Regions from separate parts of the Homo sapiens genome. Here region 2 is linked to region 1. Evidence: read pairs that join two places in POLR2A ChIA-PET (ENCODE). Cell type or tissue: GM12878. All regions are shown on one strand. Each heading gives the region's core, and the rest is flanking DNA. Links, peaks and the distances in the headings are about the cores only.

The links. ChIA-PET counts read pairs that join two places held together with the same protein. Peaks named below come from ENCODE experiments on the same cell type or tissue, not always from the same donor. Only the 100,000 strongest peaks of a DNase experiment are listed, where the experiment ranks them.
Region 2: POLR2A ChIA-PET joins it to region 1 with 6 read pairs; 6 of 35 experiments call an interaction of 5 or more read pairs at or near these places.

Annotation. Positions count from the first base shown.
Region 1 is chr3:48,473,989-48,480,132 of GRCh38, forward strand. It overlaps SHISA5 (shisa family member 5), which reads right to left. Exons shown (of 6, transcript NM_016479.6): 3 at 5,189-5,269. Among named protein-coding and RNA genes, the nearest start is that of TREX1, 11 kb to the left of the region's middle. RefSeq lists enhancers at 283-1,142, 5,484-5,533. In GM12878, for the core only: no CTCF peak of the experiment used is centred there; no DNase peak of the experiment used is centred there; H3K4me3 peaks cover 533 bases; H3K27ac peaks cover 913 bases.
Region 2 is chr3:48,926,202-48,932,345 of GRCh38, forward strand. It overlaps ARIH2 (ariadne RBR E3 ubiquitin protein ligase 2), which reads left to right. Exons shown (of 16, transcript NM_006321.4): 3 at 1,261-1,612. The coding sequence starts at 1,358. Among named protein-coding and RNA genes, the nearest start is that of ARIH2OS, 9.9 kb to the left of the region's middle. RefSeq lists an enhancer at 733-792. In GM12878, for the core only: no CTCF peak of the experiment used is centred there; no DNase peak of the experiment used is centred there; H3K4me3 peaks cover 671 bases; H3K27ac peaks cover 1,590 bases.

The DNA.
Region 1 (6,144 bases), core at 635-5,634:
TGAGAATCTGTCTCAAAAAAAAAAAAAAAAAGAAGAGGAAGAAAAGAAAAATCTGGGATTTGTCTCACCAGACAGTGAAATTTACAATAAAGGAAATTTTATTATTATTATTTTTTTGAGGCAGGGTCTCACTCTGTTGCCCAGGCTGGAGTGCAGTGGCACGATCACAGCTCACTGCAGCCTCAAACTCCCAGGCTCAAGTGATCCTCCCACCTCAGTCCCCCAAGTAGCTGGAACCACAGGCATGCACCACCACACTCGGCTATTTTTTTATTTTTTGTAGAGACAGGGTCTCACTGTGTTGCCCAGGCTAATTTTTAATCTTTAATTAAAATTTTATTTTTTAATTTAATTTTTTTTTTTTTGAGACAGAGTCTTTCTCTGTCACCCAGGCTGGAGTGCAATGGTGCAATCTCAGCCCACTGCAGCCTCCGCCTCCCCGGGTTCAAGTGATTCTCGTGCCTCAGCCTCCCGAGAAGCTGGGACTACAGGTGCGTGCCACCACACCTGGCTAATTTGTGTATTTTTAGTAGAGATGGGGTTTCACCACGTTGGCCAGGCTGGTCTCGAACTCCCGACCTCAGGTGATCTGCCCACCTTGGCCTCCCAAAGTGCTGGGATTACAGGCCTGAGCCACCGTGCCTGGCCTTTAATTAAAATTTTAAATAAAATAAAACTCCCTATTAGGCCCACAAAGCCATGTGTGGTCTGGAACTGCCCCCTCTCCTTCAACCTCTGTGCTGAGTCCCATCCCCCTCCTTTCAGCTTTGAAAGCACCATGCTGTGTCCTGCTCAAGGCCTTTGCACATGCAGATACTCCTGCCAGCTCAGCCCTTTCCTCCTTTCATCTCAGCCACACCTAACTCATTCCTGCTCACCCCTCAGGCCTCAGGTCACTTCCCCAGGAGCACCCTCCCCACCATGCAGAAGAGGCCAGGCCCCTCAGCACATGCCCGCACGGAATTAAATTCCTTTCTACTTCAGTTCATAAACACACACTCTGTTGTGTGTGAGCATTTGATCAACTACGTCTTGCCCCTGCTTTGTACCATTATCATCCAATACAGCTTTCGGCCACCACTATATTTCCAGTGCCTAGCATATAGTGAGTGCTCAATAAAAAAAAAATTTTTGCATAATGTTGTGAATTAATCAATAAATATTGGACAGGTAAATGAATAAATTCACTCAGAGACCCCACCCAGGCACGGTGACCTTAGAAAACCAAGCAACATTCAAGGGGTGGTTGCAGAGCGGGGCTAGGGTACAAGGCCACACGTGGCTACAGTACCAATGGAACTACGCCTCCGAGAGGAAGGAATGGGGTCTCCCAAGGCTGGGGCCAAGCTCAAAAGGCAGAGTCGGCCCAAGCAGGAGGGAGCAGAAGGCAGAGGGGCAGCCACCCCGGCAGGGAGTTTGGGCAGGATTGTAGGGTCTGGGGAGAACTCGGCGGCCTCCAAGAAATGGAAGACTCCAAACCTTAGACAGTGAACAGGCTGGCTCTGGACCTGGGATACCCGCACCCCCACCCTGGTGTCAGCAAGGCCCCAGACAGGCTTGAGGGCCTGAGAACCACAGAAAGGACGCTTTGAGGGCTGGGAGGTAGCACCGGGGCTGTGGCCACACCTCGCCTAATGGGCCTCTCTCCCTTTCCCCTGCACTGTGGCAGTGGAGTCACAGCAGAGGGTCAGTGGTGGCCTCCTTGGGGTCTGCAGCCAGAGCTTCTGCCATTCGGTACTTAGAAACCCAACAGTCTTGCCCGACAGTCCTGTGAGTGCAAGGAGCTGGGAAGAGGACATGACAGTAGGATCCAAAACAACCAGGAGACTATCTGGGGAGTGAATAAGGCAAGAATGGCTGGAGCCACTCACCATTAAACAGAGATTCACTTGCCAAAGTCTAGGGGGCAGAAGACCTGGGCCAACCCTGAGCCCACAAATAGGGCCACACTATAACCCCTGCCATGGGTGGCATCCTCCTGCGGCAGGGGTTCTGGGCCAGGCAGATGTGGGCCCATCTGGATCCAGGCTCCAGCCTGCTGCCTCATGCCTAGGGAACTCAAAAAGTAGCCCAGGTCGGGCACAGTGGCTCAGCCTGTAATCCCAGCATTTTGGGAGGCTGAGGCGGGCAGATCACAAGGTCAGGAGCTCGAGACCAGTCTGGCCAACATGGTGAAACCCCATCTCTACTAAAAATACAAAAATTAGCCGGGCATGGTGGCCGGCACCTGTAATCCCAGCTACTCAGGAAGCTGAGGCAGGAGAATTGCTTGAACCCAGGAGGCGGAGGTTGCAGTGAGCAGAGATTGTGCCACTGCACTCCAGCCTGGGCAACAGGAGAGAAACTCCATCTCAAAAAAAAAAAAAAAAAAAAGTAGCCCAGAGGGAGATAGCCAGAGGCAAGGGTCCCAAAATAAGGAGAGGAGGAGGGGTCAGTGGCAGAGAGTGGGGCAGAGCTGGGGTGGGGCTCCTGGCCTGGGGTCTTTCCCCTGCCTGGCTTCTCCTGAGCTCCTGGCCATGGCCTCGACAGCAGGGGCCAGGCCCTCAACATGGAGCCAACTCTCCAGTGGACAAACAGTGCCCTTGGCCAAGTAGGCAGCACATGGATGCCCAGCAGAGGATGTCTCCTTGGGACCCAGACAGGCAGCCACCTGAGAGAGTTCAAAAGAGAGGAGTCATTGATGACCCTGTCCCCCTCCCCTCCTCCCAGCACCCACTTCTTTGGCTCCTGCACCTTTATAAAGCAGGTCCTAGGCATGAGCTGGGGCTCAGAACAAAGCAGAGGACAAGAGATGACATGAGGCGCGGGAGGGGGAGCATCACTCCAGTCACCTGCTCTTCTCGATGCATGGGCAAAATAGCCTGGGGCAGGAGGCAGCAGGGCACGCCAAGCACACGGCACACGAGGCCCAGTGCTATGCACACCACGGCGGCAGCTGGGCTAACAGAACAGGTCCCACATGCACACCTTGGGGAGTCAGAGGTGCCTCTGAGCTGGCCCCAGTCACCTCCCTGCTGCCACAACCCCAGGAAGCCACTCCTCCTCCTATGCCCCTCTGGGAGCTTGTTCCGCACTGTCTCCTCCTTGTTGTCCCAGCTCAAATCTATAACATTGAGAAAAAAAAAAAAAAAAGAAACAGAACAACCCTTCACATGGATTCTCCAACTCCTTTTTTTTGTTGTTGCAACCTCTGCCTCCTGGGTTCAAGTGATTCTCCTGCCTCAGCCTACAGAGTAGCTGGAATTACAGGCACCCGCCAACACGCCCAGCTAATTTTTGTTATTTTTAGTAGAGACAGGGTTTCACCATGTTGGCCAGGCTGGTCTTGAACTCCTGGCCTCAGGTGATCTGTCCACCTCAGCCTCCCAAAGTGCTGGGATTATAAGCATTAGCCACCACGCCCGGCCTCCCTTTTAAAAACAAAAAACAAAAAACACGGGGTCGCCCAGGCTGGAGTGCAGGGATTATTCCCAGGCAGGATCATACCTCACTGTAGCCCTGAACTCCCGGCCTACAGCGATCCTCCTGCCTCAGCCTCCCAAGTAGCTGGGACTACAGAAGTGTGGCACTGTGCCCAGCTTCAATGCCTGTCTTACTCCTCATCCATTCACGGCTAAAACTCTCCAAGGAGTTGCCTGCGACCAGCATACAATTTCCAACTGCTCTTCAATCTGCTCCACTGCCTCGCTCTTGCCCAGGGTGCCATGGACTCCGTGGTGTGAAATCTCCATTCCACAGCGCACTTCACCACAAGCCTGCCCTCCTCCAGTGTCCAGCCCCTGCTCCTTCCCACTCCCTCCACACCCTGCCTTGTGGGAGCTGCTGAATGTAAGTCTCCATCCTCACCTCTTGCCACCAAGCTCTGGCTCTCTCTGGCTCTCTCTGGCCTCCAGCGCCTCTGGCCAGGAAGCCGCCTGAGGCCACCTCCTACAGAAACGACTTCCCACCTCCCACACCCACCCCATCTGCTCTTTCCATCTTCCACAGAGCAGCCAGTGTGGTCTTCCTAAAACTCCATTCGGTCCCCAGCGCTCCCAGAACCCTCTGTGATGCCCACTGTCCTCAGGACGAGGCCCACTCCTTGACTGCCTCCAGGCCCACACAGGCTGGGCATAGGCATCTCCCACGGGGCCATCTGAAAGCCCACAATCCTGGGCCTCAGGGCAGGACAGCCGCTCCTGGGCTCCTGGACGTGGAGGGGAAGGCCTGTAGAGATCTCAGGCTCCAACCAGCCCTGAGGTGTTGAGGAGGGGCACAGCTGCACTTCTTCCCCTCCTCCACGCACAGGAGCCCTGCCCTGATTCTGCTGTAGCCAGTGAGGCCCCACACCTGCCTGGGCCTACAGGATGGGATGGGGCAAAACAAGAACCCAAGCCCCCCACTCAGGCCCAGAGCCCAAGGTCTCTTCCTCCAAAGGGGAAACCCTGCCCTCCTGGGCAGACCTTTTCTTTAAGCGGCTTCTAGATCCACCAGGGAAGAGGGGAGACAGCAAGTGGAACAGACCCAGGCAGGAAAGCCCGCCCTAGTGGCTGCACACCCATTCCACCTCCAGGAAGATGTCACAACTCCTGTTACGGTGGCAATAACACAGGCCGGAGCCCAGCCAAGGGGACTGGGGTTTGGGGGCTGGGGTTGCTCCTTGGTTCCCTGAGAGGAGAGTCCTGACACAGTAACCATGACCCACAAAGCTTCACACAGGAACTGTGGCATCATTGGTTGTCCCAGGACCTCTCCCCACCGTTATCACCCCAATACCATGTGCTTGCCAGCACCACCATCACCCCATCACCATCACCATTGTCACCAATGCCCAATCACAATATACCCGCCCCCATCTACCATCATCGCATGCCCACTACAGCCCCTTCTCTGTCACTCCTGCCCCCATCGGGACCCATCAGTCATCTGCTGACTCAACCCAGCATCTAGGTCAATGTACCCCGGACCCCTGGCCCTTCAATTGTCAACCCCCGACCACAGTCACCCACGTCCCCACCACCCCAGCACACTAATGAAGACACCTTCACAGCATAAGGAGCAAGTGTCCTAGTGGTCAGATATGGTGACAGTTTCTTGGGCTCCACCCCAATGACCGAATCATCCCAGTCCCCCAGATGCACACTGGCCCCCCTGAGCCCTCTTGTCACCTTTGCCAGGAAGATGCACCCAGCCAGCAGGCTTTACTTACCCTGACATGGGGTCGTTGTAGCCAGGGCGAAACCTCAGCGCCGAGCCCAGCTGCTCCACCGGCTCTACACTGGCAGGCACGCTGCAAACAGGAAACCTTGTGATTAGCACAATGAAGCCCCACCGAGCGCCAGCACAAACACTACCTTAGGGCACCACAAAACGTGCACAGAAGCTACTATGAACCGGTGGCTTCAATGGCCTTCCAGAGGTGGACTCTGCCCACACCGGGATCTCATAGCACAAAGCCACACATCCTCTCAGGTGTCCACCAGACTGTCTCCAGGAGAGAACATATGTTAGGCCACAAAACAAGTCTCAGCAGATTTTAGAAGACAGATACCATACAAAGGATCTTCTCTGACCACAACAGGATGAAGTTACAAATCAGTAACCACATTGCCACAAAGTTTATTATAATTTTTTTTTGTTTTTGAGATGGAGTCTTCCTCTGTCACCTAGGCTGGAGTGCAGAGGCACGATCTTGGCTCACTGCAACCTCCGCCTCCCAGGTTCAAGCGATTCTCCTGCCTCACCCTCCTGGGTAGCTGGGATTACAGGCACCCGCCACCATGCGCAGCTAATTTTTGTATTTTTAGTAGAGACAGTGTTTCACCATATTGGCCAGGCTGGTCTCGAACTCCTGACCTCGTGATCTGCCCGCCTTGGCCTCCCAAAGTGCTGGGATTACAGGCGTTAGCCACCACACCTGGCCTACATTTCCACAAAGTTTTTTTTTTTTTTTTGAGACAGAGTCTTGCTCTCTCGCCCAGGCTGGAGTGCGGTGGCGCGATCTCGGCTCACTGCAAGCTCCGCCTCCCGGCTTCACACCGTTCTCCTGCCTCAGCCTCCCGAGTAGCTGGGTCTACAGGCGCCCACAACTACGCCCGGCTAATTTTTTGTATTTTTAGTAGAGACAAGGTTTCACCGTGTTAGCCAGGATGGTCTCGATCTCCT
Region 2 (6,144 bases), core at 352-5,351, 450 kb after region 1:
GCTGTTTGCGGGCTTTTCTTTTTTGAGATGGAGTTTCCCTCGTGTGTGTGTGTGTGTGTGTGTGTATGTGTGTACGTGTGTGTGTGACGGAGTTTCGCTTTTATTGCCCAGGCTGGAGTGCAGTGGCGCAATCTCAGCTCACTATAACCTCCGCCTCCTGGGTTCAAGCGTTTCTCCTGTCTTAGCCTCCCAAGTAGCTGGGATTACAGGTGCCTGTCACCACGCCTGCTTAATTTTTTTGTATTTTTAGTAGAGACAGGGTTTCACCATATTAGCCAGGCTGGTCTCGAACTCCTGACCTCAGGTGACCCACCCATCTCAGCCTCTCAAAATTCTGGGATTACAGGCGTGAGCCACCGCACCCGGCCAATGGAGTTTCACTCTTGTCATCCAGGCTAGAGTGCAGTGGCGCAATCTTGGCTCACTGTAAACTCTGCCTCCCGGGTTAAAGTGATTCTCCTGCCTCAGCGTCCCGAGTAGCTGGGATTACAGGTGCATATCACCACACCTGGCTAATTTTGTATTTTTAGTAGAGATGGGGTTTCGCCATGTTGGCCAGTCTGGTCTTGAACTCCTGACCTCAAGTGATCCACCCACCTTAGCCTCCCACAGTGCTGGGATTACAGGCATGAGTCACCACACCCGGCCAGTAGAACTCTTTAAACCTGAAAAATCAGTCAACTTTGCAGACTAGAGGAGGATGTTGAACACCTATGTGTGTTTTTTTTTTCTTTACCAACTATGCACCTATTTTTCAGACACCTAAAAGTAATGTCTGTGAAACAGTGGTTTTCTTTTTCTACATATTACAGCAGGAAGTGTTCCTATTTATGTACTGTCTGTATCAATACTAACGGGGCATGATAAGCAAAATTTTAAACTTTGGTAGTTAAACCTTTATGTTGCCTCCCCTCTGGGCTGCCAGCTGTGGGGATGTGCTTCTCCCTTAAGGACTTTGGCAAGAATAACAAGTTCATTGGAATTTGACTTTCTGACATAGAGCAGACAGCCTTGCCCTGTCATGCCAGGCCTTTCATGTGAAGTTACCATTTATTAGCTGCTTCTGTCTCTCCAGGGAAGGATTTCCCTTTTATAAGCCTGGGCCAGGGGGATGATAGTAAGATTCCCCATGTGATACCAGAGTTGGAATAGGCTGTAGTGAGATTAGGGCCAGGACTGTCCCATTTTGATTCTTGAATGGTTTCTGTTACAACTTGTCATGGGGAAAAAGTAACACTTATTTTTTTTTTCCTCCCTTAGAAGACAAAAATACTAATGCATTTGAGAAAGCGGTAGTTTTGGGGGGAGGGGGAAAAAGCAACTGCTTTCCTGATCTGCAACTTGGCTGGATGCTAAGATGTCAGTGGACATGAATAGCCAGGGGTCTGACAGCAATGAAGAGGACTATGACCCAAATTGTGAGGAAGAGGAAGAAGAAGAAGAAGACGACCCTGGGGACATAGAGGACTATTACGTGGGAGTAGCCAGCGATGTGGAGCAGCAGGGGGCTGATGCCTTTGATCCCGAGGAGTACCAGTTCACTTGCTTGACCTACAAGGAATCTGAGGGTGCCCTCAATGAGCACATGACCAGCTTAGCTTCTGTCCTAAAGGTGAGCAGTGTTGTAAACTCCAGTGTAATCCCCCCCAGTTAAATCTAAGGATGAGCTGTTGTTAATTAATGTCTCCTCCAGACTAATTGAATGGCCTTGTAGCTTGAAACCAAATTTAAGTGTATGTCAACATCATTTGGACATTTTGTTACATTTACTTTGTTTTCTAATATATGCATGTCTAAGGTCCTCAGATTCCCAAATTAGTAAGAATTAGAAAGTAGGGGTGGGACAGATTCAAGAAAGATGTACCATACCAGAAATGTGTAGTAGCAGAATTGCACAACTTTGCACGTTTCAGGAAGTGAGTTTTCAGAATTTTATGAGGTTGATACAATAAGCATCAGAATCACCATCTTCTGTACGACTGTGAGTGACTGATAAATGTCTTGAGAGTATACAGATCCCTCTGGTTTGCCCTGAATAGTCATTGCCTTTGGGCTAATGAGCTCATTTGTTTCATGTACTGATTTTAATAATAATTCTTTCTTATGCTTGTATTTCATTGATTTAGGGGGTGTTAGTATGGAAATTGTAAAGAATGAACAAAGTTGATTACCCCATCAGCAAGCATTTTATTTAACACATAAGCTAAAACATACCTTTGGATGTCTTGTACCTTAGGCCAGTTATTATCCTATTTACATTTTTTATGATCATTTTGACAGTTTCCCAACAAGCATGTTTCCTTCTCTAACACTGGCCATTATGGGAAATTGGAAATATTTCTCTTTAGTGTTTTCACTAATCTTTTTTCATGAATTGTTACTTGGATTTTGTTTCTGATTAAATTGGAGGTCAAAAGGGCACCTTGGCATGATGTCAACCAAATAAATTTTATTGGAACTTAAACAGAAATAACTAAGGTGTGCCTTGTATGATTTCTATAAAATTTGCTTTATCTACTAGTTTAGGGATTTTTTTTTTTTTCCCCAGATGGTTGGCAAAGGCTAATACCTTGAATTTAGATACTCAGGTCTTTATTAGCAACTGGCTGGAAGCTGAAAGCTAAGTTGTTTTTTTTTTTGTGTGACTAATTTCTAGAAGTGATTGTAGACTTCCTGTCTTGTGCTGAGCAGAAAACTCTGAAGAATGAGGACCTATGGATCCTCTGGGTTTGGGATTTCTGCACTATGGCTATAACAAAGCTGCTGGACCCCTGCCTCCAGAGGGCATTTCCCTGGTAGAAAACAATAATCGGGTTTCTCTTCCTCACCATGCACACCTCTCCCTTGTTGATCAATAGTTTTCTTTTGCTTTAGTCATACTGTCAGGTTATATACAATGTTGGTATTTAAAATAAGAAAAGGATATGTTCATAATGTTAGGTTAGAAAAAATAATATTAGGAATTATGTAGTGTGTAACCATGCTCTGGACAGTGTCAGTTGACCAAGTTCATGAGGATGTTCCTGTCTATACACAAGAATTCTCAGATTGTCAAGCCTCTGTGCTGGCTTTTTCTGCCCTGCTAGAGACAGCTGAGGGGCCCAAGCACCTGTCCGTCCGTCCGTCCGTCCTTCCTTCCTTCCTTTTTTTTTTTGTTTTTTAATTGTGGTAAAATATATGTAACATAAAATTTACTGTTTTACATTCTTCCTTCTTATACATGGTCAGCCTCCTGGAAAGCTTTCCCTTCGCCGCCTCATCTCTTACTGCCCTTAGGAGTCCTCAGAGTCTAGCTCATGCTTTCTCTGAGTGAGTTTCCTTGAGAGACCCTAGAGCACAGTGGCCATGCCTTCTTTGGTCTGTGTCCAAAGAATACAGCTCGTTTATTTTTTTAGGTTATGTACTGCAGTCTTCTGACTGCTTTATGTTTTACCTGTTCACACATTTTGGCATGATCTCTCCAACTAGATTGTCAGTTCTTGGAGAGCAATAACTGTCTTGTACCTTATCTCCTCCATCATTCTTGTCACACTATTTCATCTACAGTAGGTATTGAATAATTGCTTGGATACTTGTGGATTTTGTTGATTGTTGGTGATAGTAGCAGCTGCTGCTGTGGGTGTGAGCTAGATTTCCTAGTCCCTGATACATTTTGTTTCCTGTTGGAAATGAAATGAAAGGGCATTGTTCTGGCCTTTAAGACTGAGAAGAGTAAGAGCAAAAAGAACTTGTAGCAGAGATGAGGGAATAAATAAGAGAAGGAAGAGAGTTGAAACAGTATGAAAGGGTTAAAGAGAAAATGGAGCAAAGAGGAAAATAATCCACAAAAATTTAGATGTTGAGAGTTTATTTTTTCCCTTCTGCACTTCACTGAGAAATATGTTAACACCATTTACTTTCTGGGGCTGGGCAAAAAAAGGTTGTGGCTCTTTTGGTTGGGTTGACTGTACCTAAAGGGACTCTGGTGTTTTAAGTGATTCAGAAACTTGACCAAAGAGACTGGACAGAAAAGCAGCTTGCTTAAGAGTAAAGGAGAAGGAATCATATACAAAGTTTTTTCTTTGAGGCAAGATACAAGCTAGCATTGTTTTTATTTACTTATATTTTTAAAATTATATTTTAAATACAAAAATTAGCTGAGCGTGCTAGCATGTTCCTGTAGTCCCAGCTACTCAGGAGGCTGAGGTGGGAGGATCACTTGGGCCTGGGAGCGGAGGTTGCAGTGAGCTGAGATTGCCCCCACTATACTCCAGCTTGGGCTACAGAGCAAGACCTTATCTCAAAACAACAAAAATTTTTTTTTTGGTAGAGATGGGGTCTTGCTATGTTGCCTAGGTCTTAAACTCCTGGCCTCAAGCCATCTTCCCACCTCAGCCTCCCAAATTCCTCTACAAGCATGAGCTACCACTCCTGGCCTGTTTTTATTTTTGTAATTAATATTTTTTGAGGATGAGAGGGAATAATTTAAGTGCTTAGTTTACCCAATGGTGTTCCGGCTACTCTGGTTGTCTTGTTGCACATGTCTCTGAAAGTGTGATTGATAGTGATAGTCACCCAGATCACTACTGATATCCCATTGGTCGTAGTGCTGATTGCACAATTCTGTGGCATATTGAAACATTTAATTTTTTAATGTAATTTAAGTTCTGTGGCTTGTAGAAAATGTTGTGTGTATGTAATTGAAAATTATAGCCTTACGAATTCTAGTCTATGAGTAAAAACTATCCAAGTTTGAGGAGTGGCTTAAATTTTTCACTTGATTCTCATGTCTGTGTACTCATTTTGTTGTGTCCAGGCAGTTGCATGTGGATTATTTATAGTATAGCATAAAATTAAGCCTTTTACTGCCATTTGGGATTTGAAGTCTCTTTTTAAAAATTATTATTTAAAAAAAAATTTTTTTAGAGATGAGCTCTTGCCCTGTCTCACAACTGGAGTGCAGTAGCATGATCATAGCTCACTGTACCCTCAAACTCCTGGGTTCCAAGCTATCCTCCCATCTCAGCCTCCCAAGTAGCTGGGGCTACAGGTGCGTGCAACTAATTAAACAAAAATTTATTTTGGCCAGGCGCAGTGGCTCACGCCTGTAATCCCAGCACTATGGGAGGCCGAGGCGGGTGGATCACGAGGTCAGGAGATCAAGATCATCCTGGCTAACACGGTGAAACCCCATCTCTACTAAAAATACAAACAAAAAATTAGTCGGGTGTGGTGACACATGCCTGTGGTCCCAGCTACTCAGGAGGCTGAGGCAGGAGAATGGGTGTGAACCCGCGGGCAGAGGTTGCAGTGAGATGAGATCGCACCACTGCACTCCAGCCTGGGCAACAGAGTGAGACTCTGTCTCAAAAAAAAAAAAGAGAAAAAATTTTTAAGTGGACTCAAAAAGCTGCAAAAAAAATTTTTTTTTAAGATACAGAATCTCACTATGTTGCCCAGGCTGATCTCAAACTCCTGGCCTCAAGTGATCCTCCTGCCTCAGCCTCCTGAGTTAGCTGAGTAAAGTGTCTTAAGTAGAAAAATCACAATTTTCAGCCGGGTGCGGTGGCTCACGCCTGTAATCCGAGTACTTTGGGAGGCCAAGGCAGGTGGATCACGAGGTCAGGAGAGCCCTGGCTAACACAGTGAAAAACCTGTCTTTACTAAAAATACAAAAAATTAGCCAGGCGTGGTGGTGGGCACCTGTAGTCCCAGCTACTCAGGAGGCTGAGGCAGGAGAATGGCGTGAACCCAGGAGGCGGAGCTTGCAGTGAGCTGAGATCGTGTCACTGTACTCCAGCCTGGGTGACAGAGCAAGACTCTGTCTAAAAAAGAAAAAGAAAAATCACAATTGTCTGGGACACTGGGCTTTTAGTTTAATGAGGGCCCTGATGTCAGAGGGTAACTTCCTGTATATGTTCTGGGACCAGTCTATGAGTAAAGTCATTATTGAGAGAGGAAGGTGCCCAGAAAATCAGATCAAGGGCTCAAGATAGAGAACAGAGAAAATGCTTATCTGTTAGTGTGGTGGGGAAGCTGCTGGCATTCAAATAGTGGCAAAACAGAAGCATTATTTGAGAATGAACTATCCTACACAAATCACAAATGGAATAGTCAAATGAGATGAAATGATTGCCAAGTGAGGTGTTGTGTTGTAGGAGGAGG